3 separate regions of the Homo sapiens genome follow, and regions 1 and 3 are each linked to region 2. A link is an interaction called in ENCODE POLR2A ChIA-PET data of the cell type or tissue named here. Cell type or tissue: GM12878. All regions are shown on one strand.

Region 1 (2,500 bases), 68 kb after region 2:
GAACAGTGGGGTCACCTACTGCCTGTCTCACCAGGAGGTGTGAAGGTGCCTGCCCAAGGGGAGGCCACATCAAAGCCACCAGCTGGTGATGGAGAGGGCACGTAGGGAAGATTTGTTCTGCCTGGCCCCTTAGTCTGAGGATTGGTGAGAAAAGAGATGTAGATCAGTATCAAATCACATTTCAGATGTCTCCCAGCTGTGCTTTATTTATTTTTCCTTTGTGATTGTGGTGTAACTTAAGTATGGTAAAGCAGACAAATCTTTTTTTATTTTTTTATTTTTTTATGATATGGAGCCTCGCTCTGTTACCCAGGCTGGAGTGCAGTGGTGTGATTTCAGCTCACTGCAACCTGTGCTCCCGGGTTCAAGCGATTCTCTTGCCTCAGCCTCCTGAGTAGTTGGGATTACTAGTGCCCGCCACGACGCCTGGTGGATTTTTGTATTTTTAGTAGAGATGGGGTTTCACCATGTTGGCCAGGCTGGTGTTGAAGTTCTGACCTCAAGCAATCCTTACCCACTTGGACCTCCCAAAGTGCTGGGCTTACAGGTGTGAGCCACCATGCCTGGCCAAGTAGACAAATCTTAAATGAGATTTTCAACAACCTTTTACAAATGTACACACTCAGATGAATTCATAGAGCATTTTCATCATCCATGTTCTCTCTCCGTCCTTTCCCCCACTCCAAATGTAGTCACTATTTAACTTTGAGTTCTAAAGATTAATTTTGTATATGCATATGAATGACCCTGCAGTTTCTTTCGTGTCTGGCTTTTTTTACATCTGTGAGAGTCACCCACGTTGTGGCATATAGCAGTAGTTTTTTTTTGTTTTTTTTTTTTGAGACAGGAGTTCACTCTGTTGCCTGGGCTGGAGTGCAGTGGTGTGATCCTAGCTCACTGCAGCCTTGACCTCTTGGGATCAAGCGATCCTCCCACCTCAGCCTCTTGGGTAGCTGGGACTATAGGCATGCACCACCATGCCTGGCTAATTAAAAAAAATTTTTGGCTGGGTGCCGTGGCTCATGCCTGTAATCCCAGCACTTTGGGAGGCCGAGGTGGGTGGATCACAAGGTCAAGAGATCGAGACCATCCTAGCCACATGGTGAAACCCCATCTCTACTAAAAATACAAAAATTAGCTGGGCATGGTGGCACGCGTCTGTAGTCCCAGCTACTCAGGAGGCTGAGGCAGGAAAATCACTTGAACCCGGGAGGTGGAGGTTGCAGTAAGCCAAGATCGAGCCACTGCACTCCAGCCTGGGGACAGAGCGAGACTCCGTCTCAAAACAAAACAAAACAAAACAAAACAAAATTTTTTAGAGATGGAATCTTGCTATGTTGCCCAGGCTGGTCTCAAACTCCTGGGCTCAAATGATCCTCTTGCCTCAGTCTCCCAAAGTGCTGGGATTATAGGCACGAGCCACTGTACCTGGCCTCATTCTTGTTTTTTTTTTCTTTTTCTTTTTTTTTTTTTGAGATGGAGTCTTGCTCTGTCCCCCAGGCTGGAGTGCATTGGCGCGATCTCGGCTCACTGCAACCTCCATCTCCCGGGTTCATGCCGTTCTCCTGCCTCAGCCTCCCTAGTAGCTGGGACTATAGGTGCCCACCATCACGCCCAGCTAATTTTTTGTATTTTCAGTAGAGACGGGGTTTCACCGTGTTAGCCAGGATGGTCTCGATCTCCTGACCTCGTGATCCACCCGCCTCAGTCTCCCAAAGTGCTGGGATTACAGGCGTGAGCCACCACGCCTGGCCGCCTCATTCTTTTTTATTGCTTTCTAGAATTCGATTGTTTGAATATTAAAATTTACATATCCATGCTCCTTTTTTTTTTTTTTTAAATTGAGACAGAGTCTCGCTTTGTCACCCAAGCTAGAGTGCAGTGGCGTGCTCTTGGCTCACTACAACCTCTGCCTCCCAGGATCAAGCGATTCTCCTGCCTCAGCCTCCTGAGTAGCTGGGATTACAGGTGCGTGCCACCACGCCCGGCTAATTTTTCTATTTTTAGTAGAGATGGGGTTTCGCCATATTGGCCAGGCTGGTCTTGAATTCCTGACCTCAAACGATCCACCCTCCTCGGCCTCCCAAAGTGTTGGTATTACAGGGGTCAGCCACTGCTCCTGGCCTCCATTCTCCTTTTGGTGGACATTTGGGTTTCTTGTTTCTGGCTCCTGTGAATAAAGCTCCTATAAACATTTTTGTACATGTCTTTTGGTGGACATAAGCACTATTTTGTGTTGGGAAAACACCCAGGAAAGCAGCTGGAGTCACGGGTAGGCATATGTTTAGCTTTAGTGGATACTACCAAGCAGTTTTCCAAGGTGCCTTGTACCTGTCTGCTTTCCCATGGCAGAGTGTTTCTTGCCAACCCTTGGTATAGTCAGTCTTTTTTTTTTTTTTTTTTTTGATACAGAGTTCCGCTCTTGTTGCCTAGCCTGGAGTGCAATGGCGCCATCTCGGCTCACTGCAATCTCCGCCTCCCGGGTTCAAGTGATTCTCCT
Region 2 (2,500 bases):
CCCAGGCAACTATAATCTACTTTCTGTCTGTATAGATTTGCCTTTTCTGGACATATTATTTACATGGAATCATACAGTATATGATCTTTGTGATTGGCTTCTTTCATTCAGAATACTGCTTTCAAGGTTCATCCTTGGTGTGACATCATATATCAGGGCTTCATTCCTTTTCATTGCCCTGTAGTATTCCATTGTATAGATATTCCGCATTTTGTTTATCCATTCACCAGTAGGTGAACGTTTGGATTATTTCTATTTTGGGGTAGGATGAAGAATGCTGGAAGGCAAATTTGGGTACAAGTCTTTGTGTGGATATATGTTTTCATTTCTCTTGGGTCATTACCTAGGAATAGAATTGTTGGGTCATATGGTAAATTATGTTTAACTTTTTAAGAAACTGCTGTACTGTCTTGGAAAATGGCTTCACTGTGTGAATTCTCATCCCCCATTTTACAGATGAGAAATTTGAAGCTCAGAGAGACTAAGTCACCTGCCAAGGTCTCACAGGTTTTAAGTGTCAGACTCAATCCCAGGATTCAAACCCAGATCAGTTTCTCCGAAGCCCATGTATTTAACCACCAGGCAGTCCTGTACTTCCTGCTTTTGTTTTCACTAGAAAACTAGAGAACCCTCAGTTGCTGTACTGATCTGTGTTTGTTTTGGCCTTAGGCATCCTGGTGTTTCTGCTGGCATCTTGGGCCCTTTGATTTGGGGCCCCCAAGATAAACTCTTTAGCCCCAGATATAACTTCTTTCTAGGGCCACAATAGCCCAGCCTCCCTTGAAACCATTGAATGTATGTTAAGTTGTTAGAGACTTCTGTTTTTCTCTCAGAATGTGTAGGGTTTTCTTTATGGAAATTCTCATTCAAAAAATGTTTGAGTGATTCTTCTGTACTCTAAATTTAACTCTTATTAAATTTAATGATTTTTCTCACTGTAAAAGTTTTCAAACTCTTTTTTAAGCAGTGGAAACTTTTCTTTAAATGAGATATTATGCAGAAACCCAATATGTAAAACAAAGGAAGGAGCTGTTCTGACTGGGGTCAGGTGGGTGGGGTGCTCAGTCATCCCTGCCACCTGCAACCCCCTCCCCCACCCCCAGGCACAGTGCTGGACACCTGGGCCTTGCCACCACCATCTTAAACCAGCAGCTCATCTACAGGAACTAGCTCAGACTTTCACTTTTGGTCCTTTTAAAAAGGGAAGTTTCTTTTCTTCTAATTATTAAAAAAAAAAAAACCCTGTTATTGTTACAGAAACTTTTAGAAGTACAGAAAAAAAGAAGCATTAAGAAGAAGATAAAATCACCCATATTCCCCCTGAACAGCAACAACCATTGATAATATTTTGGTATTGTTGTGTCAGGCAGCGTCCTGGGAGGAAACAAATGGTGATTTTATATGGGGTGATTTGTGGAAAGTTTGATAAAGGGGCAGTTTGTAAAGGGTTTAGGGAAGTGGTCCTCAAACTTTTTGGTCTCAGAGGCCCTTTATATTCTTAAAACCTGAGAACTCCTAAAAGCTTTGGTTTAGCTGGGTTCTATCTACCCATATTTACTGTATTCGAAATTTAAACGGAGGCATTAAATATTTATTCATTCATTAAGTCAGAATGATAAACACATTATCTGTTGGCTATCTGCTTCTGCGTAGCAGATGAACTCAAAATTTAGCAGCTTAAAACAATAAACATATACTGCCTCACACAATTTCTGTGGCTCAGGGATCCAGAGCAGCTCAGCTGGGTGGTTCTCGTTCAGGATATCTCATAAGGTTGCAGTCACTTCAGGATTTACCTGGGGCTGGAGAATCCACTTCCAAGATGGCTCACTGGCATGGCTCTTGGCAGGAGGCCTCAGTTCCCTGCCATGTGGCCCTCTCTATAGGACAGCTCGAGTGTTCTCTCAGCATGGCAGGTGGCTTTTTTCAGAGTGAGTGATCCAAGAGATAGAGGAATCCGCAATGCCTTTATGACCTTGTGTTGGAAATCATGTACCATCACTTCTACCATCTTCTATTCATGAGAAATGACTCACTAGGTCCAGCCCACACTCAAGGGGTGGGGAATTAAGCTTCATCTTTTGAAGAGAGAATTTGTGGACATGTTTTAAAACCACCACATGTTAACATAAATATTTTTATGAAAAATTATATTTTTCAAAACAAAAAAAAAAGCAATGAGGAGAGTAGCCTTGTTTTATATTTTTGCAAATCTTTTTAAGATCTGGCTTAATGGAAGACAGTTGGAGTATCTTATCTGCTTCTGCCTTCAATCTGTTGTGATATGTTATTTTGGTTGAAGTAAATAAAGAAAATCTTATGTAGTTGGAAAAGGGAGGAAATATTTTAATTGCTTTTTCAGATATTGTGGATATTCTTTGATACTACATCTAAACTCAACAAGTAGTAGTTTCTTAAAGGTTAGTTGCAGTGCTGAATCTGAAGCCATATCAATTTACATCAAAATCCATTGGTCTGTCTGGCATTTTGAATGGTTCTT
Region 3 (2,500 bases), 52 kb before region 2:
TGTGAGGACACAGTGAGAAGACAGCCATCTGCAAGCCCAGGAGGGGGTCCTTAGGAGAAACCAACTCTGCCCACACCCCATCTTGGATTTCTTGCCTCTACAACTCTGAGGAATAAACTTCTGTTGCTTAAGTCACCCTGACTGTGGTCCTTTGCTATGGCAGCCTTAGCAAACGAATATATTGACTTTGACATCCCTCCCATCAAAGGGTGTCCTATTTCTCCTCTCCTTGAAACTCACACTTGAGCCCAACCGCCATGCTATGAGGAAGCCCGAGCTAGCCCAGCAGCCATGCTGTGCCTGAGCTAGCCTAGCTGCCATGTTGTTCCTGAGCTAGCCTAGCAACCATACTAGGAAGCCCAAGCTAGCCCAGCTGCCATGCTGTGAGGAAGCCCAGGCTAGCCCATGCTGTGAGGAAGCCCAGGCTAGCCCATGCTGTGAGGAAGCCTGAGCTAGCCTTCACGGAGAGACCACACAGAGAGACCCTTGGTAGGGGTTGCAGCTGACAGCCATCATCAATACCCAGACAGGTGAATGAAGACACCTCCGGATGATTCCAGCTCCCAGCTATTGAGTCACCCCCCCCTCCACGTCCCCACCCCCAGCTGGTGAGTCACCCCCAGCCAACAAGTATTTCCACCTGAGGCCCGGGACATGTGGAAAAGACAAACTATCCCTGCTTCACCTTTTCCAAATTTCAGACCTACAGAATTCATAAGCATAATGAAATGGTTGTTTTACCCCTCTAAGTTTTGGAGTAGTTGGATACAAAGCAATAGCATCTCCCAAGGGCTCTTCTAGATGGAGCAGCTACCCACAGCCTGGTTCTGTTTTTGACGTAACAGCGTAGAACGCCCCTCTCCCGAGCACTCCCGAACTTTGAGAGAGACCTGATACTGCCACTTGGTGGCCAATAGAAACTATGCAAGACCCGCTGTTTCGCCCTTTCTTCTTCCTTAAGAGTTTATTCACATTCATTCATTCATTCCACATTCATAATCCCTGATGGTGGTGGATCAAGTGTAGTTTTAAAAAGCATATTCGAAAATTACTTTTTTTAATATGCTTTCATCTTTGGTCATGAAATTTCATTTACAAGTCTACAATCCCTTACACTCTTCCAAAATCCAAAATTCTCTGCAAACTCAAAGCGTTTGCATCAGTTTATAAAAGCTTACTCAGTAGCTAAATCTAATCCGAACTGGCTTAAGGCTATTTATAGTCTTTCATTAACATTTCACAGTAAGATTTTTTTTTTAATTTTTTTTTTTGACGGAGTCTCACTCTGTCGCTCAGGCTGGAGTGCAATGGCACGATTTAGGCTCACTGCAACCTCCACCTCCCGGGTTCAAGTGATTCTCCTGCCTCAGCCTCCCCAGTAGCTGGGATTACAGTCACCCGCCACCACACCCAGCTAATTTTTGTATTTTTAGTAGAGACTGGGTTTCACCATGTTGGCCAGGCTGGTCTCAAACTCCTGACCTCAGGTGATCTGCCTGCCTCGGCCTCCCAAAGTGCTGGGATTACAGGTGTGAGCCACCATGCCCAGCCCACAGTAGAAATAATAATATTTGATTTGGGGGTGCTGCTCTAGACCCCTCTAAGGATGTCGTAAAATAGCAGTAGTTCTCAAAGTGTGGTTCTGAGACCAGCTGCATTGGCATCAAATGGGAAATGGAAATGGAAATTCTCAGGCCCCACTTCAGACCTACGGAGTGAGTGTGGCCCAGCCCTCTGTGCTTTAACAAGCCCTCTTGGAGATTCTGACTCACGCTCACATATGAGAGTCACTGATATAGACTCTATGCACCCACCACATTGCATTTATAAAATTCAAAAAATTGTGAAATTCCTAAGCACATGTAGTCCCATGCTTTATGAAAAAGGATTGCTTTCAGACCTGTATTTTGGAATGTCAAGTAATATTAAGGGAAGCCATGAGATTTTCATGTCTAAAAAGGGGGGAAGGGGCCAAGCGTGGGGGCTCACGCCTGTATTCCCAGCACTTTGGGAGGCCGAGGCGGGTGGATCACCTGAGGTCGGGAGTTCAAGACCAGCCTGACCAACATGGAGAAACCCCATCTCTACTAAAAATACAAAATTAGCCAGCCATGGTGGCGCATGCCTGTAATCCCAGTTACTCAGGAGGCTGAGGCAGGAGAATTGCTTGAACCCGGGAGGAGGAGCTTGCAGTGAGCCGAGATTGTGCCATTGCACTCCAGCCTGGGCAACAAGAGCAAAACTCTGCCTCAAAAAAAAAAAGGGGGGGCAGTGGGGAAGGAGTTCCTTGTAGGAATGGAGAAAGGGTGTGATTAATAACAATAAAAGCTAACTTTTGCTGAGTTATTTATAACCTATCAGGCACTGCGCCAAGTGCCTATGCTTATCTAGTCCACATAATGCACCTAGGAGATAGTTACTTTTATCATACCCATTTTATGAATGGGGAAACTGAGGCAAGTGGTGTGAGCACCTACCAAAGCCTGAAGAAGGTCAGCAG

The links. ChIA-PET counts read pairs that join two places held together with the same protein. Peaks named below come from ENCODE experiments on the same cell type or tissue, not always from the same donor. Only the 100,000 strongest peaks of a DNase experiment are listed, where the experiment ranks them.
Region 1: POLR2A ChIA-PET joins it to region 2 with 8 read pairs; 8 of 35 experiments call an interaction of 5 or more read pairs at or near these places.
Region 3: POLR2A ChIA-PET joins it to region 2 with 5 read pairs; 12 of 35 experiments call an interaction of 5 or more read pairs at or near these places.

What each region holds. Positions count from the first base shown.
Region 1 is chr20:38,909,712-38,912,211 of GRCh38, forward strand. The region is part of intron 10 of PPP1R16B (protein phosphatase 1 regulatory subunit 16B); the gene reads left to right. Among named protein-coding and RNA genes, the nearest start is that of FAM83D, 15 kb to the right of the region's middle. In GM12878, no CTCF peak of the experiment used is centred here; no DNase peak of the experiment used is centred here.
Region 2 is chr20:38,841,604-38,844,103 of GRCh38, forward strand. The region is part of intron 2 of PPP1R16B (protein phosphatase 1 regulatory subunit 16B); the gene reads left to right. Among named protein-coding and RNA genes, the nearest start is that of PPP1R16B, 37 kb to the left of the region's middle. RefSeq lists an enhancer at 1,160-1,269. In GM12878, no CTCF peak of the experiment used is centred here; a DNase peak (open chromatin) is centred at 1,098; H3K4me3 peaks cover 1,463 bases; H3K27ac peaks cover 2,380 bases.
Region 3 is chr20:38,789,740-38,792,239 of GRCh38, forward strand. No RefSeq gene overlaps it. Among named protein-coding and RNA genes, the nearest start is that of PPP1R16B, 15 kb to the right of the region's middle. In GM12878, a CTCF peak has its summit at 912 (motif pointing left); no DNase peak of the experiment used is centred here.